Regions from separate parts of the Homo sapiens genome. Here region 1 is linked to region 2. A link is a loop called in an ENCODE intact Hi-C map of the cell type or tissue named here. Cell type or tissue: psoas muscle. All regions are shown on one strand. Links, peaks and the distances in the headings refer to the core of each region. The heading gives the core; the rest is flanking DNA.

Region 1 (7,801 bases), core at 3,002-5,501, 120 kb after region 2:
ATCAGTTTCTAGGGAAAGGAACGCACAGCGATCCCCAGCGCATCACGAGAAATCTCTCTCCAGCTTTGCCCTGGCTGCGCTGGTGACTCACTCGGGGCTAAAACTGTTTATGTCTGCGGAGTCAGAGCGTTCTGCCCTGCGGTTTCAGTTCACATGGGGTTGGGCGACACAGTTTTGTTTTCACTTTGGTTTATCGTGTGAGTTTCCATCCATCAACTCTTTTGTATCTGATGTTCTTGGGAAACTTTGCGGGAATTCACTTGAAATTGTCCAGTGAACAGCCATTGCGAGTCTCATGGTCAGAGCCGGGGGCTTCCCAGTGTAGGGTCTGGTCAAGGAAAGGGCCACTTCCTGGGCCTCCCAAAAAGAGGAAGGAGAAGGCCCTGGCTTGTGGAAGAGTAAGAGGGGCCTCGTTAATGTCTCCCAAGCACAGTACCCCAACTCCCCACATACAGTCCCAACCCTTACTGCAGCCGGGAGGTTAGGTGTCTGCCGTGCTCATGAACAGGAAGTGAACCCGATCAGCCCCCGAAGGAAACATCCGTCTCTCTCCTTGGAGGAGACACTTGAGTGTCTTTCTCTGTGTGCTGCAGCCGTTATTGATATCAGTTCCCAGGCAAGGTTCATGCTGGCAGAGGAGGCCACTCTTTCTGCACTGGAGAGCAAAAGCCATCTTATCTCTCTGAGTGCAAGGTGACAGTGAGGAGATTGGCCCTGTGTATCCCTCAGAGACCAGTATTCCCTCATTTGCCAATCTAGAAAGAAGACTGTGTTTGCTGTCATTTGTTTCTTAACTCATTGATTCTCAAACAGAATCTTCCCAGGGATCTGCTTCATGCTGTATTTTGTACTGTGTCCTGAGATGATGAGGATTCGGTGTCTACCCTCAAGAAGCATCATTTAGAGAAGAAATTAGAAAAGTAAGTGAGGCAGGAGAACAGGATCTGGAGGCAGGGAATCTAAGGCTGATTCACGTTGACTTTGTATAATTAAATCAAAAGGAAAACACCAACTTTCCACAACTAAGTTATAAAAGGACCAGAGGCTACTCCCTCTGCAACCCCTCCCCACTTTTCTGAGTTGCAGATGGAAAATTGAAAGTACCCCTGATTGGTTGCTTTCCACGACCATTCAGCCGTTTGCATAGGAGCTGTAACTTTGTAACTTCGCTTCACCCTCTGATTGGTTGCTTTTCACAACCTATCAGACATTTGCATAGGAGTGTAACTTCTTTCCACAACCAATCTGACTGATTGTGGGCCATTACTTCATTTCCATGAGGTGTACACCAAGTGGCCAATGGGAGACCTCTATAGGGTATTTAAACCCCAGAAAATTCTTTAACCAGGCTCTTGAGCCTCTATGCTTGGGCTGCTCCCACCGTTTGGAGTGTACTTTCCTTTTCAGTAAATCTCTACTTTTGTTGTTTCATTCTTTCCTTGCTTTGTTTATGCGTTTTGTCCAATTCTTTATTCAAAACGCCAAGAACCTGGACGCCCTCCTCCAGTAACATAATGAATGTCTGGATGTGGTATGAAGAGTATTGGGGTACACCACAGCAGCGTGTGCTCTGAGAACACAGTAAACAGGCATTTGATACAGATCAGAAGGTCCGTAAAGGTGGTATTTGAACTAAGTTTTGAGAGCTGGGTAAGAGTTTGTGAAAAGACAGGGCTTAAGGAAGGATATAGTAAGCTGAAGGCACAGGACTTTAGAAACACATAGGCTATAACTGCAAGGTGTGTCTCAGAAGGTACATGTGACGTTTCATTTTTATTTGTTTGCTTTTTTATAGTGACTGCATGATCATTATATGCAGAAGACGCTTGAAGGGGCCAGATTAGGAAGGGCCCATGGTCCACACTGCTTTTTTTTTTTTTTTTTTTTTTTTTTTGAAACGGAGTATCTGTCTCTCACCCAGGCTGGAGTGCAGTGGCACAGTCTTGGCTCATTGCAACATCTGCCTCCTGGGTTCAAGCAATTTTCTTGCCTCAGCCTCCCGAGTAGCTGGGATTACAGGCACCTGCCACCACACCTGGCTAATTTTTGTATTTTTAGTAGAGATGAGGTTTCACCATGTTGGCCAGGCTAGTCTTGAATTCTTGACCTTAAGTGATCCACCTGCCTCGGCCTCCCAAAGTGCTGGGATTACAGGCGTGAGCCACTGTGTATTTCTATTACCAGCCTGCACTGCATTTCTATTACCCGAAAACAGTGTGGAAAATATTAATTACAAGGGAGATTAAAAAGTAAAACTGGTTGGTTGGCCTGAAGACCCACATGGTGACTTCACTAAAGTCATTGGGTAAGCAAAGAAGAGCAACACTCTAGTTTTCCTCCAAGCTTCAACGTTTTCTGTTTCCTCCTATGTCAGGTCTTAATTTCCCTACCTGATTCAGGCTGCGCTAAGCTGACTTCATCATGACTCCTGGCTTCCCCAGTCCCTGCTTCCCAGCACATACCATTTATTCAGTGTTGGCCAGTGACGCCTGCCACTGCATTTTATTGATGAAGAAATGGAGATCTCAAGAGGTAAAAAAAACTGACTATAGGAGCCAAGACTAGTTTAGAGTGGAGTTTGAATATGAACATGCCTCTGTCTGTGAAAGCCAGTGTCCCTTCAGCCAGGATCTTTCCTGGAAGAACTCAGTATTAAGGCACTTGATTAGTTCTTCCTGTTGGTGGACTGATTGATTACATTTGAATCTTTCAGCAAGCTTTTGGCTGAGCTGGGCATCTTCCCCGCCTTCCTCCACCTCTGCCTTCAAAAGCCTGAATTTCCAAGGCTTTCTGCCATGAGTACTTAGCTTTGAAAAACATGAGCATATTTTTCATTCTTCTTGCCGGCCTCTCCCTGTGTCATGCCTGTTATTCTTTTCTCCCTCAACATTGACCTAGGTCAGAAGGACCCTATTTTAATGTTTAGCGTTTGGGGGTCACTCCATAGAGAGGGGTTTGTGGAAATCCTTTTTTTTTTTTTTTTTTTTTTTGCTTCTTTCTGTGGATCTGTTTGGAAATGTAACATTTTAAAGCCCTTCTTGGCTGGAGGATTTTTTATGGTAAACATAAAACGTTCATTGAAACATTAAACATTTTACAGCTGTTTTTCAGCACATAAATTTTCATAGACATCCACCCCCTCACTGCCACACCCCCTCATAGATTTCTTCTTTTCCTCCTCCTTCTCCTCCTCCCTCTTCCTCCTCTTTTTCCCCCCCCTTCAAATAGTTCCAAGACCAGAGTTGAGGGTGGGTGGGTAGAGGGCTAGTTTACAGATAAAATGGTTGGTGTAGATCATCTAGTTTGGAAAAAGCACATTGTATTTTAATACTAGGAACGTGTGCATGCCAGAAACCTGCCAAGGAAAACACTCCCGCTGCTCCTTCCAGCCCTGACTCCAGCTGCTATGAACTGGAACCCTGCACCACGTCTCAGAAGGCTACTGGGAAGGGCCATAATCTGTATCCATCCACAAGGAGAGGTGGAGGGGGGCTACTCTAAGAAGCCAAAATGCTCAGGAAAGCCAGAGCTAAGATGGTGCAAACCAGCATGTGATTTGTCCAAGGACATCGTTTTGATATGATGAACCATGGGTGGTTTGGGCATTTGTCAAAGCAGGGTCAGCAGAAAGCTGACGTAGTTGGGTCTAAAGTACAACAGGACTGAGCATGGTGGCTCACACCTGTAATTCTAGTGCATTGGGAGGCCAAGGCAGGAGGATTGCTTGAGGCCAGGTGTTCAAGACCAGCCTTGGCAATATAGCAAGACATTGCCTGTACAAAAAATTTAAAAATTAGCTGGGAATGATGGTGCATGCCTGTAGTCTCAGCTACTTGGGAGGCTGAGGCAGGAGGATCAACTGAGCCCAGGAGTTTAAGGCTGCAGTGAGCCATGATCATGCCACTACACTCCAGTACACTCCAGGACTTTAGGCCTGCTAAAGTGCATTGTAGTAATACTAGATATCAGCACCCTTGCCATGGCCTCATGAGCAGTGAAATGAACTTTCTTGCTCCTGGATTTTTGGCTCTTGGCCTTGTAATTTTTTTTTTTCATGGGATATTAGTCAACATGATGTGAGCAGAGTCTTGAGATGTGCTTGCATGATTGGCTTTGTACTCCTGCATTTTTCCCATAGCCAATGCCTTTTCTTCAGCTTGGGCTGCAGAATGAGATAGATGAAACAGACCTGAATCTGACTTATACCCTGGAGCCATTTTCAGCAAACCCAGTCAATATCAGGCCAACCTCAACCAATTCTTAGACTAGTGAGTGAGGAAAATAAATATTTGATCTTGTGAACCCTTGAAATTTTGAGGTTGTTTGTTATGCGGCAGTATTTTGGCAGTAGCTGATGAATACACCACTCCCCATCCCTAGTGGCTTCCTATACCATTTAGAATAAAAATACACGCTCTTTTCCAGGGTCTACATGTCCTGAAGACCTGAACTCCTGCCTGCCTCTCAGTTTATTTCCTACCTCAAGTAGCTGTGCCCAATGTCCTCCCAATATCCTGCAACCACTCTAGTCTTCTTTCTTTTCCTGGGACCCACAGAGCCTATATCTGCTTCAAGGCTTTTGTACATGTTGTTTCTTTTGCCTGGGAAGAGTGGTGGGGGGCACTTTCTTGCCCATTTTTTTTTTTTTTTTTTGAGATGGAGTCTCGCTCTTGTCATGCAGGCTGGAGTGCAGTAGCACGATCTCGGCTCATTGCAACCTCTGCCTCCCGGGTTCAAGCAATTCTCTAGCCTCAGCCTCCCAAATTGCTGAGAGTACAGGCATCTGCGACCACACCTGTCTAATTTCTTATCTTTCTAACACAGTTTAAATATCACTTTCTCAGAGGCCTACCCTGACCATCCTACTTAAGTAACAATAATAAAATAAAAATACCCATCATTTATGAAGTGCTCATTATGTGCCAGCGTTCTTAGCATCTCCCAACAACCCTAGGAGACAGGCATTACAATGAGCCTTCGTAATGTTCAGATGAGGAAACTGAGGCTAAGAGAGCCTTGGCAAGCTGAGTTACTTAGCTAGCAAATGGTGGAGTCGAATTCAAACCCTGCCTCTCCTCACCCACTCTGTTTCTTTTCTTTTGAGCACTTACCACTTTCTGAATATGTATACAATTGTTTCCTCGATTACTGTCTGCCTCTTCTTCCCTAGAGCGTCAGCCCATGAGCTTATCCAGCCTACAGAGGAGATGCTGCAGCTTGGCAGAGCATGGATTGCTCAACATACCAGAGTTTAGTCCTACCTCTGTCTCCAAGCTGCTCCATGATCAAGGATAAACTATAATCTTTCTCTCTGCCTCAGTTTTTCCACCTGTCAGTGGAGGGGCATGCTCTTGGATGCCTGAGTTTTTCTTAGACTCAGCATCCTGCAGCCGAAATAACCATGCTTCTTAGTGGTCCTCTTGCGTAGCAGCCTAAGAAACTCCAAGTCCATCTGCGCCGAAGAGTATTGAACTTGGCCAGAGCACTTGGGATCTGCAGAAGTGTCCCCTGTCTGTTAGTTTTTTCACAGACTCTGCTCTTTCTCTCCCAGACCGGACCCTCCACTCCTCTATCTCGCATTTATCCATTGCACCCCGTGTCATTGCCGAATTCCTGAGCTACAAAGGTGAACAGGCACCAAAGCTAGGGCAGTGTCCACTCAATACATATCTGATGAATGAATGAATGAACCTTGTCTACCACAGATAGCTCACCACAAATAAACATTTTAATCTACTATAAAATAGCTCAAAAGACTCTATGCAAATAATTACTGTTACCCAGTGGTGGAAGTGCTTCACTTTTTATGGAAAGTCTTTCACTCATTTCTATCTGCAGTATTTACTGGGCATTTTTCCACGCCAAGCCCTGGGGATACAGAGTTAAATAAAATAGAAGCTTAATCCAGGCATGCTGGCTGTAAAGTTCACCTTTCGGCTCCTTTCTGCCATTCTTATTAGGGTCTTGCCCCATCTTGGCAGCAAGCCTGCTTTACCATTGGAGACCTCAGCTCTGATTACAATACGTCCGTGATCAACATGCCCTAACTGGTTAGCAGATGGCAGCTGCATGAAGTCACTGGGCCCAGATAGGAATCAACAAGGGAGATTAGGTAAAGTGCTTATTTGAGGTGCTGTCAGGGCCCGTGGCAAAGGGTTCCCTCATTCCCTCTGCAGTTATTTTTCATGCACACTCGGATTACACTGCTCGGTGATATTACATCTGCATGCGTCTTGCCCTCTGACACGGCAAACACAGATGCTGCCCAAATCCTTGTAAAGCCATATATCTTAAGTAGGAAGGAGCATCTTTGCAGGGGAGGTGAATTGATTTGCAAAGCAGCCTGACACATGGTCTCTTATTTCTCCTTGCAATCAAATAATTCATCTTTATGCCCGTAGGGCCGTGGTGAAATTTGAACCTGACCAAATCAACGACTGCAAGGTTTATTTGTAGCAGTGGGATCAGAGAAATTAGCCAAGTGTATTCTAAAATTATCAATTGCTGATCACATGGTCTGGATGTGTTTTAGTGCTTAGGGGTTGGTGGACCGAGGCTATGGTGGCATAGTCCTCCATGACCAAGGGCTGTCTGCATGGGTACGCAGATAAAACATGCACTGCCATGGGGTGACCTGTGTGCCATGCATCACACACAGACTACTGTTTAACCACCTACATCATAGGTAGATCCTGCATTTTACAAATGAGGAAACAGAGCTCGAGAGAAGTTCAATCCTCTTCCCTACAGAGAGGAAAGGGGAAAAAAATGGACTTTCAAGACAGCTGAAATTCAAAACAAAACAATGTTTTAAAATTGAATACAGCCTTTTGCATTAAAATTACCATTTTAATAATAGTTTAAAAGAGAGAAAGAGAGAGACCCAAAATAGTCAAACTGAGGTTTTGGGTTCTGGTGATAGAATATTAAATCATAATGAAGCATTTAATGTTTTGTTGTTGTTACAATTGTTGTTTTACCCTAGGGCTATGCAAAGTAGTTTAAGGATGTATTTATTTCAGTGGGGAAAAAAAGTGGAGGATATACATTTGGAGGATAAGGAAGCATGAATTAGGGTGGAGGAAGTGTTTTCTGGTCTAGCTAAGGAGGAAAAATTATAGACCTCAAAATAGGTGTCATTTAATATATATCTGTGAAAATGGGCCAAATAGATTGCCTCCGTTAAAGCCGTATTGGATGTTCAAATCTCGAGTTACCTGAAATGCAACTGTACTTCCTATATTTAACCAGGCTTTTTATAAACTGTTCCTCTTAACACCTCAAGCTGACAACCACATCCTGGGTGGTTATTTAATACCAAGTTTGACTTTCTTCACTTTGAGGGTCCTCAAAATAGAAGGTCAGAGAGTAGACTTTTAAAAGTCTTGCACTGTTTACAAGTCAGATGCTTTTTGGCAGAGTGACTCTCAGCTCCCCCCAACAATCCCTTCTTGTCGTTCAGTAGTAGATAGACTCTATCAGGGAAAAATAGGAGAAATAAAATAAGACAGCATATGGAAGGCATTGCTGAAAGTCTTTTTCACACCTTAAAAACAAGGAAGAAGAGAAATGAAAATAAAATAGTGAGCAACACCTCGGTGAAAGTAGAGGTGTTTGTACAGTTCAGCTGCTGCCTTATTCAAAAACAGGAAGAAAAACCCACTGCCCAGGTCAGCTGGTGGGTGATCTCCACTGAACTCCTATTCAGAGGCTCAGTTTCTCTGCAGGACAGAAATGAGAGGCACAAAATTTCATAGCTGTCTTGCCCCTCCTGTGGTCTGTAAGAATGGGACCAGGACTC
Region 2 (7,801 bases), core at 1,950-4,449:
CAACATGGAGGCACCTATGTTAACTCTATTTCATTTTGGAAAAGTTGACTAGACAAAAGGTGCAGAGTAGAGTATGCAGTGATTTCAGGGTGTTGGGCTCTGACAAGATGATGCCGACTTAGACAGTGTTAGTCAACATCAAATGTCTGGATCAAGAGAGGCAAGAATCCCGTGGATTTGGCGTTGGCCAGAACTTGTCTGGAATCTTGTTTTCTGCCTTGAGTGTCACCTGTTGAGAGCTCTGTTGACAAACTGGCATTTGTCCTTGGGAGAGTAGCCTCAGGACCAGGGGTGAAGAGTTCAGTAAACTGTGTTTAACCCAAGGAAAGATACAGGGTGTGTCAGATTTTGTAAGGATTTTCAAGGAGCAGTAGATAGTGGCCCTACAGTGGAATGAACCTTCACACCGAGGATCTGCTTCCTTTGTTGGAGGTGGGAAAGCAAAAGCTGGATGCTTGGAATTGTCATGGCTGCCGTCTGAGTGATGCTACCTTGAGTGGACGGTTTGGCCAACTAAGGAGTAAGGCCTCTCCCTCATGTCACATTGAGTGGTGCTAATGTTTCCTGAAGTTTCCCTTTCTTTTCAGTTCAGTGTTTCAGAATCTCAGCCTTCCAGCAGAATCCCCTTTGTTTGCTCTAAATATACATTCCCAAGCCCCGTGTGGCCATTCTGATTTACTAGGTCTGGGGTTGGGGGATTGTGGGTGCCGAGAATCAGTATTTCTATCAAGCTCCCAAGGGGACCTGATATATACATGGAGCTGAAAAGTACCCACCTAACAGACTTGCCAGCTCCTTAAGGATAAGAACTATATTTTCTTCCTTTTTTTGTATGCCTCCCCATGCAAGGATAATTACACAGAATAAGCACTGAGATGCCTGTTGATGGATTTATTCCAGCAATTTTTTTTTTTTAGCTCTCTTTGTCTGGAACTTTGCAAAATAAACACCATGGTCACTCCGTGCTTTGTGAGTGACGTGCTAGAATGGAATTTCACTGTTTTAAATTCAGGGTTAATTTCTTGCTTTCAAATGAATTATGAAAGGAAGAGGAGAGACCTTTGGAAAAGTCTGAATGTTGATGCCGACGACTAGCCAGGCGCTTCCCTTCCAGCTGGTTTCGTGAGGGATTAAGAGGCCACTGTTGTGAATCTCCCATTAGTGATGGTCCCAGGCCCCCTCCTCATTGTGCATTTATCTTACAAGAGGCATATTTAGGAGATGTTTCCGTTCTATTTTATCTGCAGAATTACTTTCCATTCTCAGGTCTTTTATATAAGTATTCCCTTGAACCCGTTCCAAAAACTGGATTTTTAACCCAATAGACCATAACTGCAGTGTTTTATTGTGCTTACATATTTCAAAATGTGAATGTAAGTAGATTTAGCAAAGTTAAAATAAAATGAAAACTTTTCAAAGGGCACCACTGCTCGCATTCCCATGTTGGAGTTTTCCCTTTGGGGTTCTTATGCCATTTTAAAGACTCTGAAAACAGGAAGACTTTTTCTCTTGGGTATTTTATTTTTTTTTCCTCTGCAAGGGATGGGGTCATAAGACATTGGTGAGGTTAGGCCTTCCTTTGTCTCCCAGGAGCACACTTGATAGCAATGTAGGGTGAATTCCAAATCTGTGAGTTAGTGCCGTATATAGCAGTGTTGTCAGTAAGATTTCTCACTGGCATCTCTGCTTCCCCTCTTGACTCTCTTGAAATCCCTTCTTCAGGCAGAAGCTGGAGTCATTTCTCTAAAATAGAAATCTGATCTTGCCACCACCCTACTTGCCACTCCCTGCTTAATCCCTTCACTGGCTCACCATATCCCTTAGGATAAAATAACAAAATCCTTTCCAGGGCCTGCAAGACCCCTGCCAACCTCTGCAGCTTACTTTGTACCACTTTCCCCAGAAACCTGCTACCTACCCTGCTCCTTGCCACAGGGCCTTTGCACAGGCTCTTGTCTCTGGCTAGAGTAGTCTTCCCATCCTGCTTTAGCTAATCAACTCTTTCTCATCATTTAGGCTTCAAATGGATCATCACTTTCTCTGGGGTGCAGGGGTCTTTCATATAAGTATTTCTTTGAACTCATTCCAAAAAAGTGGATTTTTAGAAATAGAAAAAACTAATTTAGAAATAGAAAATTAATTGAGTTTTAGTTTTTAGAAAATTATCTAAGAAGTAGATTTTTAGAAATAGAAAATTAACGTAGATCACAGAAAATTATCCAAACTCAGTTAATTTTCCCTTTTCCAGCAACTGTATTTGTCCTCCCCACTTCTCTTCCCTGCCTTCTTTTTTTCTCCTTAGCACTTACAATGTCTCACTCATGTAGACTCGAAGCTTCACAAGGGCAGGGATTTTAGTCTATTTCATTGAAAATCTGTCACCAGTCACTGGCCCAGAGAGAGTCCTCAAAAATAATTGTTGAATGAATGAATGAATGAATGAATGATGATGGCGTGATGATTGTGTATTCCTCATCTGGCTGTAAGTTTCACAAGGCCAGGCACTGGGGTCCTATTTTGCTCACTGTTGCTGTGTGGGAAAGAGTTAGTACAGCAGACTGTCGCAAGCTTGGCTCTTGGCTGCATCTGGGAACTTGGAATTTAGGAGGGCTGTCACCATTCCCAGATCAGATAAAGATGGCTCACTCTGTCTAGACTGCTTGTACCAAAAATAGGGCTCATGTGGAATACCTGCTTTCCTTTGTGGAGGCTGGAATTTTGTTATATGCTACAGAGAGGGTGCCTACGTGGCCAACTTCCAATAAAAACTGTGGACACTGAGTCCCTAATACATTTCTCTGGTAGACAATACTTCATATATATTTTCACAGCTCATTTCTGGGGGACTAATTAAATGCATCCTGTGTGACCCCACTGGAAGAGGACATTTGGAATCTTGTACCTGGTTTTCTCCAGACTTCGCCTCATTCACCATTTCCCTGTGCTCATTTTGCCTTGCATCCTTTTGCTGTGATAAATCTCAGCCATGAGTGTGACCGTATGCTGAGTCTTATGAGTCTTCCTTGCAAACCACCAAACCTGGGTTGGCGTTTCAGTGCCTGACACAGTTGTATTCCTAAGACATAGTTGGGACCAGACCTCAAGAAAATAGCCAACAAATACTGGGTGAATGAACGAAAGAGGCCATATGCAGTCAGCCCCCCTCTCTCTGGGTTCTACATATGTAGATTTAACTAATGACAGATTAAAAGCATTCGAACAAACGGAGGGTGGTATCTGTACTGAAAATGTACCAACTGCTTTTTTTTGTCATTATTCCTTAAACAATCCAACATAACCACTATTTATATCGTGTTTATATTGTATTAGGTATTATAAGTAATCTAGAGATGATTTAAAGTGTACAGGAGCATCACATACATTATATGCAAATACTATACAATTTTATGTTAGGGACTTGAGCATTTGTGGATTTTGGTATTTGGGGGGGTTCCTTGAACCAGTCCCCTTTGGATACTGAGGGACAACTGTACAAATCACATTTAGGAGTGGATGCAGGTCAGTCGTGACATCTCATCCACCCCTTCCTCACCCAAGATTCTCCGTGGCTTGTGTCAAGGCCTCACCACATCAGAATATTTCTGCTCATGGTTGCTGAGACAGAGCTGGACAGGTCCAGCATCCATTCCCCAAAACAGAACTCAAACTGACGATCATCAAGATATTCCAGCTATGGCAAACTGCGGAAGAATTAGGACAGATGTATGACTTATTTCATATAAAGCTAAATCAGTTTAATTTATATGATTGTCCTTTATTATGAGATTATGTTCAACAGATATTTTCAGTGTTAAAATATTCTTTTTTTTTTTTTTTTGAGACAGGGTCTGGCTCTGTCACCCAGGGTCTAGCACAGTGGCACGATTTTGGCTCACTGCAGCTTCCTCCTCCCAGGCTCAAGAGATATTCTTGCCTCAGCCCTCCAAGTAGGGCTACACGTGTGTGCCACCGTGCCTGGCTATTTTTTGTAGGGACAGGGTTTCAACATGTTGCCAAGGCTAGTCTCTAACTCCTGGGCTCAAGCAATCTGCTCACCTGGGTCTCCCAAAGTGTTGGGATTATAGGTGTGAACCACCATACCCAGCCAAAATATTCTTTTCAAAGTGATTAGAAGTAGGAGAAGCTTGCTCTCTTTTTATTGGCACTTCTGTCTTACATGCACTTTTTGATTTAAATTATTCTGTCTTCTATGAAATGACAGTGATTGGAGGTGGTTTATTTTTTTTTAAGTCTGCTTACTCGGAAAAATAAAACAAAGTTGACAACCTGATTTCAGACCTCCCAATTTTTTCTTAAAAAAAATAAAAGTCTTCTTGGTCCATGAAATCCAGAAACTGGAGACCAAACTAGCAAATTCGCAAGGAGCTGCTTGATAGAAAAACACTTGAGATCAAGAGTCAGAAATAGCTGGGTTGAATTCCAGTTCTCTCATATTAAGTGACAAGTTGCAGAATGCCCCTGTCTTTCTGAGCTGTTTTTATATCTGTACAATGGGGTTAATACTACTAGTATTTGCTTCCAGGGATTGTTTTGGAGGGGAGTGAGGAATAAATGATATAATTCACTAAAACACGTAGAATAGTATTTGACACAGAGTAGGTCAGCATGCCCAAAGTATCAGAGTCATTATTGAGTTATTCCGCTACCTCCGTATTTGAGTCCTTTCTTTTGGGCTTTCCTACTTAACGTCGCAGATGTTATTTTTTTGAAGAGGGTGTAGGCCAAGAAAGGGGTGGGAGAAACGAGCAAGGTGTTGATAGAACCCCTTAGTGTCCTCCTCATACCACAGACACTCTCTTCCCCCACTTACTTGGCCAATTTTTTTTTTTTTTTTTTTTTGGTGGAGTCTCGTTCTGTCTCCCAGGCTGGAGTGCAATGGTGCGATCTCAGCTCCCTGCAACCTCTGCCTCCCATATTCAAGGGATTCTCCTGCCTCAGCCTCTCGAATAGCTGGGATTACAGGTGTGCGCCACCACGCCCAGCTGATTTTGTATTTTTAGTAGAGTTGGGATTTCTCCATGTTGGTCAGACTGGTCTCGAACTCCTGACCTCAGGTGATCCACCCGCCTCAGCCTCCCACAGTGCTGGGGTTGCAGCTGTGAGCCACTGCGCCCGGCCTACTTGGCCAAATTCTTGCCTGATCGCCTCTCCACCCCTGCTACGTGTAATAGAAAGGTAGGGCCATGTTGGAGAGGGATCCAACATTTATTATCCCCATTTTACAGATGAAGAAGTTAAGGTGGCCAGGCATGGTGGCTCATGCCTGTAATCCTAGCACTTTGGGACACTGAGGTGGGTGGATCACTTGAGGTCAGGAGTTTGAGAGCAATCTGGCCAACATGGTGAAACCCTGTCTCTACTACAAATAAAAAATTAGCCGGGTGTGGTGGCGTGTGCCTGTAATCCCAGTTACTCGGGAGGCTGAGGCAGGAGAATCGCTTGAGCCTGGGAGGCAGAGGTTGCAGTGAGCTGAGATCGTGCCACTGCGCTCCATGCTAGGTGACAGAGCAAGATTCCATCTCAAAACAAAACAAAACAAAAAAACAAGAAGTTAAGGATTGCAGAGCATAAGTATCTTCTATGGGGCTACCCAACTAGGTCGGGACAGGGCAGGGATTTGAACCTAGGAGCTCTTGGATTGCAATTTTTCATTCACCCCTCCCTCTCCACCCTTCCTGTCTTCAAGCCTGAGCAGGTGATACTGCATTTTGTACCGTATGACTTTAAAACAGAACCACGAGTTCAGAACTTTGGTTAGGTCCTGCCCGTGTTCTCTAGCTAACGCATGGCAACGCTGGTTTCCAACCTTTCACTGTGCGGGTTTCTGATGAGTACGCTGGCAGGCCTCTGGCTTCAGAGATGCCACTACAAAGGTCTCCTCCTTTTCATAAACATTGCTGCAAGGCCCGCTTCTCAAGAAAGCAACTTGTGCTACCTCCTGCGTGCTTTTATGCTTCGCTGTGAAGTGCAAAGTTGGGCTGGCAGGCCTGGCTTTCTTCTCCGACTTATGTATGATTCATCAAGAGGACTCCAGGCTGTGGTGTGCGGTGCAACCCGGGCTGTGTTCCCGAGTGCATCAAACGGGGATTGGGACCTGTTTTCCTTCCCACTCACATGTAGGTCACCTACGGGAGCAGGGGAGGAACCATCTGAGGTGTTTTTTTTTTTTTTTTTAGATTTCTCATTGCTGAGAACAGTTCCAGCTCTGCCGACCAAAGGCTGAGTGTCCTTTTATTAGTCTGAGCCCCTAGAGAGACCAAAGAGGCAACCCTCGAGCCAACTGACAGCCAGCTGTGGGGTTGGACCCTGTTTTTCATACAGTGAGCACTCTTGAACCCAGAGAAGGTGCAGGTTGGAGATGCAGCTATATGACTCTGTACCAGAGAGAGACCTTTTTGTACATTTGGAATAAAAATTTTTAGCATTAGAGATTCGCTTTTTTGTGTCTAAATACAAATGTCCAGGAGAATAGGAATGCCATAGTGGTGAGCTAAGAGCAGGCAGTTAGTTAAGTGTATGACAAGTATCTCATTATAAATGGATGCTGAAATGTCCAAGTGTGGAAATGATACGCTTCAGCTCTTATTTTTAAGTCATCCTTATCTCTTTCACTTATTCCCTCATTCAGGCACCAAAAATGCTGTTTGACTGGGAGAGCAAGTGGAGCTGTTCAAAGTTGTAGGGACAGCCGGGCGCAGTGGCTCATGCCTGTAATCCCAGCACTTTGGGAGGGCGAGGCGGGCAGATCACAAGGTCAGGAGTTCGAGACCAGCCTGGCCAACATGGTGAAACCCCGTCTCTACTAAAAATACAAAAATTAGCTGGGCATGGTGGCGGGCGCCTGTAATCCCAGCTATTCAGGAAGTTGAGGCAGGAGAATCATTTGAACCCAGGAGGCGGAGGTTGCAGTGAGCCAAGATTGCGCCACTGCACTCCAGCCTGGGTGACAGAGCAAGACTCTGTGTTAAAAAAAAAAAAAAAAAAAGTTCTAAATCAGTGGATTCTGCCGATAAACATCATCTGGACGGAATGAAGCTGAGGGCCAATAGTTTAGAGGCTCAGCACCCGACTGGAGAGAGAGAGAGAGAGAGAGAGAGAGTGTGTGTGTGTGTGTGTGTGTGTGTGTGTGTGTGTGCGCGTGCATGTGTATACGCTGGTGTTTAGGTGGGCTTGAGAAAAGTGCTGACTTTGTGAACGAGGAGGAGGGAAAGGGTCCAGAGCAGTAAAGAGCCTGTAAATAAATTCATACCAGCTTCAGCCCCATGCTTTCGTTTGGGATTCCTCATCCAACCCTGACGGCTTCCCTGCGGGACATATTTCCCCCTCTTACAGATAGGAAACCTTGCCCAATGTGATTACGCCAGGAAGTCAGATTTCAAATCTAAATGTGCCTAATGCCAAAACTGTACCTCTTGCCACTCAACATCTGCAGTCAAAGGCTTCCTGACTCAGGATTTGCTGGGGTCTGGCTCTGGGCTATTAGAATTAGATGCGTGAGACCCTTTCAATCTAAACCTTAAGTATTTTGCCTGTTGGACAGATGCCTGGTTGTCCCTTTAATCCATCGCCCAAAAAGCCTGAGGAAGGATGGCAGGTGGACTTGGATCTAGGCCACTCCCTTAGATCCTGATTAGGGGACCTCTGCGACTGCTCATCTGGGAGGAACTAGGGGAGCGCTAATGTGTTGTCCTTGACTGGGCAAGAAGGGAAGGAGAATTGTGAAACATGCACAATTAGAAGTCGTGCACCTGGGTTCATATCCTGGCTGGGCCACTTACTT

Evidence for each region. A loop is a pair of places that touch in the nucleus more often than their neighbours do. Peaks named below come from ENCODE experiments on the same cell type or tissue, not always from the same donor. Only the 100,000 strongest peaks of a DNase experiment are listed, where the experiment ranks them.
Region 1: a loop joins it to region 2, with 7 times the contacts of the local background. A loop is called at or near these places in 2 of 110 quality-filtered maps.

The regions. Positions count from the first base shown.
Region 1 is chr16:78,742,556-78,750,356 of GRCh38, forward strand. The region is part of intron 8 of WWOX (WW domain containing oxidoreductase); the gene reads left to right. Among named protein-coding and RNA genes, the nearest start is that of WWOX-AS2, 250 kb to the left of the region's middle. RefSeq lists an enhancer at 211-470. In psoas muscle, for the core only: no CTCF peak of the experiment used is centred there; no DNase peak of the experiment used is centred there; H3K27ac peaks cover 536 bases.
Region 2 is chr16:78,627,719-78,635,519 of GRCh38, forward strand. All of the region lies in intron 8 of WWOX (WW domain containing oxidoreductase), which reads left to right. Among named protein-coding and RNA genes, the nearest start is that of WWOX-AS2, 130 kb to the left of the region's middle. In psoas muscle, for the core only: no CTCF peak of the experiment used is centred there; no DNase peak of the experiment used is centred there; H3K27ac peaks cover 2,500 bases.